Regions from separate parts of the Homo sapiens genome. Here region 2 is linked to region 1. Evidence: chromatin loops called from intact Hi-C (ENCODE). Cell type or tissue: HCT116. All regions are shown on one strand. Links, peaks and the distances in the headings refer to the core of each region. The heading gives the core; the rest is flanking DNA.

Evidence for each region. Hi-C counts contacts between places; a loop is a spot of excess contacts. Peaks named below come from ENCODE experiments on the same cell type or tissue, not always from the same donor. Only the 100,000 strongest peaks of a DNase experiment are listed, where the experiment ranks them.
Region 2: it touches region 1 in a loop (3-fold over the local background); 6 of 110 quality-filtered maps call a loop at or near these places.

What each region holds. Positions count from the first base shown.
Region 1 is chr17:51,155,955-51,158,756 of GRCh38, reverse strand. All of the region lies in intron 3 of NME1-NME2 (NME1-NME2 readthrough), which reads right to left. The region is part of intron 2 of NME1 (NME/NM23 nucleoside diphosphate kinase 1); the gene reads right to left. Among named protein-coding and RNA genes, the nearest start is that of NME1-NME2, 3.8 kb to the right of the region's middle. In HCT116, for the core only: no CTCF peak of the experiment used is centred there; no DNase peak of the experiment used is centred there.
Region 2 is chr17:50,980,780-50,983,581 of GRCh38, reverse strand. SPAG9 (sperm associated antigen 9) reads left to right here. Exons shown (of 30, transcript NM_001130528.3): 25 at 910-1,058. Among named protein-coding and RNA genes, the nearest start is that of TOB1-AS1, 120 kb to the right of the region's middle. In HCT116, for the core only: no CTCF peak of the experiment used is centred there; no DNase peak of the experiment used is centred there.

The sequences.
Region 1 (2,802 bases), core at 93-2,592:
ATGGTTTTTCCAGCTCTGTGGTACTGCACTGTATGACGCATATCACACACATCAGAGACACACACAGATGTGGAGACTGGCTGCCCAGAAGCCCCATCATTCAGCCACCAGTTATCATCACTTGCCAAAGTAAAATTACATGGCCATATAATCACTCCGTGGTAGGGATCCAACCCTCGCCCTGTCCTTTCCTATCCAAATGGAAGACTTTTGTTGTGGAAGTCTAACAGACCCTGAGGTGACCTTCCCTTATCAGAATACTTTTTTAATTCTATTAATTGGTTCCAATTATCTTTTTGTTGGTTTTGTTGTTTGTTTTGAGACAGGGTCTTTCTGTCACCCAGGCTGGAGTGCAATGGCATGATCATAGCTCACTGCGGCCTCAAACTCCCAGGCTCAAGCAATCCTCTTGCCTCAGATTCTCAGTAGCTAGGACTACAGGTGTGCACCACTACACCCGGCTAATTATCTTTTTTTGAGACAGGGTCTTGCTCTGTTACCCAGGCTGGAGTGCAGTGGCTCGATCTCCGCTCACTGCAACCTCCACCTCCCGAGTTCAAGCCATCCTCTCGCCTCAGCCTCCCTGGTAGCTGGGACTACAGGCATGCGCCATCACACCCAGCTAAATTTTGTATTTTTAGTAGAGACGGGGTTTCACCACGTTGGCCAGGCTGGTCTCCATCTCCTGACCTCAGATGATCCACCCACCTTGACCTCCCAAAATGCTGGGATTACAGGTGTGAGCCACCACGCCAGGCCCTAACTGATTATCTTTAGTCTGCAAAACAGATCACGGGCTTTTTTTAAGGGCTTGGGGGTTGGGAACCTCAAGTTCTCCCTTGCTTCCTGCCTCCACACCAGATTTAAATGCCCCTTTAGAGTCATGGCAGCTATCCTTCCGTCCATTCTTCACCAAACCCATATATCCTTAATAGGAAATTCAATGTAAAGGAGAAAGTATCTGCACTCAGGGGTCAGAGAGACTCAAGTTAAAATTCCAGTGGCATCACTGTATGCTATCAGGCACATCACTGAACCTCTCCAAGCCTTAGGTTGCTCATCACTAACAACCACGAGAACAGGAGTAAGTACTTCTCAAGGCTGGCATGAAGACTAAATCAGAAAACATATGTGCCCAGCATATGGTAAATGCCTGATCAACAACACATCCATCTCATGTTACCTTCTGCTGTGATCTGAATGTGTCCCCCAAAGTTCGTATGTTGGAAATTTAATCCTCGATGCAACAATGTTGGGAGGTGAGGCCTAATGGGAGGTGTTTAGGTCATGAGGGCTTCACCCTCATGAACAGATTAATGTCTTATCTCAGGAGTGGGTTTGTTATAAAATCAACATCAGCCCCCTCTTGCTCTCTCTCACTCTTGCACTCTCTTGCTATTCCATTCTGTCATGGGATGATACAGCAAGAAAACCTTCATTAGATGCCAGCTCCTTGACCTTGGACACCATATTCTCCTCTCAGCATGAACATCAGTCTACCCTCTTTTACATTAAAGCAGTTTTTCTTTTCTTTTTTTTCTTTTTTTTTGGAGACGGAGCCTCCCAAAGTGCTGGGATGACAGGCGAGTCACTGTGCCAGCCCTAAAGCAGTTTTTCTAAAATATCACATAGGAAGTAAATTGCAAGTCAAACTAAATTTTAAAATGCACTAGAAGGGTCCAAAATTGATTCCCTTTTAGAAAACATACTATCCCCTATTTGATTTGAGAATTGGAATTCTTTTTTTTTTTTTGAGACAGAGTCTCCCTCCCTCTGTTGCCCAGGCTGCAGTGTGGTGCAATATCGGCTCACTGAAACCTCCGCCTCCTGGGTTCAAAAGCAATTCTTTTTTTTTTTTTTTTTTGGAGATGGAGTTTTGCTCTTGTTGCACAGGCTGGAGTGCAATGATGCGATCTCGGTCACTGCAACCTCCACCTCCCCAGTTCAAGCGATTCTCCTGTCTCAGCCTCCCGAGTAGCTGGGATTACAGGCGCATGCCACCACGCCTGGCTAATTTTTGTATTTTTAGTAGAGACGGGGTTTCATCATATTGGTCAGGCTGTCTCGAACTCCTGACCTCAGGTGATCCGCCCGCCTCAGCCTCCCAAAATGCTAGGATTACAGGTATGAGCCACCGCACCTGGCTGGTTCAAGCAATTCTTATGTCTCAGCCTGCCGAATAGCTGGGATTACAGGCACCCACCCTGATGCCCAGCTAATTTTTGTATTTTTAGTAGAGACGGGGTTTCACAATGTTGGCCAGGCTGGTCTTGAACTCCTGACCTCAAGTGACCAGCCTGCCTTGGCTTCCCAAAGTGCTGGGATTACAGGTATGAGCCACTATGCCTCACCCAGCCGAGAATTTGGATTATCTCTAGAATTTGTTTGAAGAAGGGTTATTGGTCAATCAATCCTTTGCATTTATCAAAAGATTGCTTTGTAAGTAGCTTGCAGGTACATCTGCTCTCTGCTGTTTCTGAAGAACCTCCCCAAAACCAAAACCATAGTTTTCCTCCACCAGCTCCTATGATACCTAATATATGCTAAACAATAAGCATTTATTAGTGTCTAGTAATTGATGATGGAAAGACTTTCTTGCTAAAAAACAACCTGTCTCAAAGGGGGAAAAAAATCTCTCTAAAATTATCTGCTCAGGAAGCTCAAGACCAAGAACTCAAACATGCTCAGCTCTCAGTCAGAAATTACAGAGATGCAGTCATATGTGGAACTCTGCACTGCTTTTCCCGTAGCAATGCACCTCCTATTACAGAGACTATTTTGGAAAATCCTAAATAACTTGGT
Region 2 (2,802 bases), core at 137-2,636, 180 kb after region 1:
TGGGGAGACATGTCTGAAGAGTGAGAATTACCTAAAGGTTGACTATAAACTCAATATGAGTTTAATGCCTTAAGCCTCAAAGACAAGGCTGGTGATAATCCTGCTCTACTAGGCTAGATAAAGACAGCATATTCAATGGACATCAACAAAACAGAGTTAGGATGAAGGGTCTGTAAACTGTGGTAGGTACAGAGCACATGCCAAAGATAACTTGGTTTTGAAAAGAGGAGACATAGGGCTGTAACGAAGAAGTTTGTACTGGATTTATTCTTTTGTTTCCACTCTGCAAGACTGCAGACGAGTGGGTGATTACATACAAAAAGACAGACTTTAGCTAGGTGTGGGTAATATTTTTCAATTAAAGGTGTCTGAAAATAGAATGGCTGCTTTGTGAGGCAGTATGCTCACAAAAGCTAACAAAGCAAAGCGAGGTTCTGATGACTGGTTCTCCTTCATATTTCTAGTATCACTGAAAATATAGTATGCATAATTCCTAAAGTGTTAGCAATGAGTTGCCCTCAACTTCTACCCAAGAAAATACATCAAAATGCACGTGACTGAGAGACGTTATTCCCAAAATAACCTTAAGTCCATTCTAATTCGAAAAATATTATGATAAACAGATAACTTGTAACTGATTTATCATCACATCACTGCTTTTGTGAGCATGTTTTAAAGGGGGTCTAGGTACTGGGTGGCACTTTGAAGCAGATGACCTTTGAGGGTCTCTTCCAACTTTGCAGCTTATGGAATAAAAGAACCCAGGCTGCAAATAAAAGATATACTTAGTACATGGTACTTTGAGTGCTTCCTCAATAAATTTAATTATACAACAAATAAAATGTTTCTTGTGTTGAAATTGAGTAACAGGTGGTATGTATTTACTATAACCTTTTATTTTTTTTAAAGATGGGCAGTGGGATTTGTCAAACTATCACCTCTTAGACCTTGGACGGCCTCATCATTCCATCCGTTGCATGACTGTGGTACATGACAAAGTCTGGTGTGGCTATAGGAACAAAATCTATGTGGTGCAGCCAAAGGCCATGAAAATAGAGGCAAGTTATTAGCCTATGTTTTCTGTATTTATTGAATTTGTATTATCCGAAGACTATTAGACTATAATTATTTTCAGCTTCTTTAGAAATTGTTTCTGGATCTGTGTGTTTTAGGGCACTTGAGTAATGTATTTGAATATCTTAGCTTTCTGTGTTACTTAACTCTCTTGCCAGTTTTGACTGTGAGGGTAGAAAGTGGCTTTTTAAAAAAGGAAAGAGGATTCATACGTGAATGTTTAAATGTGTGTCTGTGTATGTATCCAGAAATATGTATGTGTTTTTGTTTGAATACATGGTTCTTTTTATGTTTAGTTATATGAGGATTGTTTGAGAAGAGGATTCCTCCCTGTCCTCCCCACGTGTAATCCAGGCACATCCACATGTGTGTCCCAGACAGAAATAACATTGCACTGGGAATTTGTTGTAAAAATGAAAACCTCCTAACCTCCTAGCATTATTTTCTTTTTTTCTTTTTTCTTTTTTTTTTTTCTGAGACAGAGTCTTGCTCTGTCACCCAGGCTGGAGTGCAGTGGCATGTTCTTGGCTCACTGCAACTTTCGTCTCCCAGGTTCAAGCAATTCTTCTGCCTCAGCCTCCAAAGTAGCTGGGATTACAGGCTCCCGCCACCACAGCCAGCTAATTTTTTTTGTATTTTTAGTAGAGACGGGGTTTCACCATGTTGGCCAGGCTGGTCTCGAACTCCCAACCTCGTGATCCGCCCACCTTGGCCTCCCAAAGTCCTGGGGTTAAGGCATGAGCCACCGCGTCCGGCCTAGCATTGTTTTCTTACGGTTTTTTTTTTTTTTTGTCACAATACATAAATGCATTCTAATTGTTTAGGGGGACAAAAAGCATACAGGAAATTTTAAGGTGAAAGCCCTCCTTCACCCTCCCCCAAATCACATTTCTTTCCCTAGAAGTCTCAAAGTCAACCATTTGGTGTTTGTTTTTTATATCAATTCTATCTATCTATCTATTCTTTCTTTCTTTCTTTCTATCTATCTATCTATCTATCTATCTATCTATCTATCTATCTATCTTTATCTGTGTATCTGTTTATATCTATCTAATTAGCTAGCTATCTGGCTGTCTATCCATCCATCCATCCATCCATCCATCCATCCATCCATCCACACACAGGTTGAATATCCCTTATTGAAAATGCTTGAGACCAGAAGTGTTTCAGATTTTGGATTTTTTGCAGATTTTGGAATATTTGCATATACATAAATAATGAAATATCTTGGGCATGGAACCCAAAGTCTAAACATAAAATTTATTTATGTTTCCTGTATACTTTATAACAGTGAAAAATATGATATACCATTAGTGCAGTAAAAAAAATACTGTGTTCAGCGTGACTTATGGTATCATATCGGCACTTAAACACTTTCAGATTTTAAAGCATTTCAGATTTCAGATTTTTGGATTGGGAATGCTCAGCCTGTGCCTCACACACATATACAGCAGCGTGGGTTCCTTTTAGTTTAATTATATTTTGGTATTTTTGTTTGTTTGTTTTGAGACAAGGTCTCACTCTGTCACCCAGGATAGAGTGCAGGGGCGCAATCATAGCTCACTGCAGCCTCAGACTCCTGGGCTCTAGCAAGCCTCCTGCTTCAGCCTCCCAGGTAGCTGAGATCACAGGCACACACCATTATACCTGACTAATTTTTCTTTAGTTTATTTGTAGAGACGGGATCTTGCTATGTTGTCCAGACTGGCCTCAAACTCCTGGGCTCAA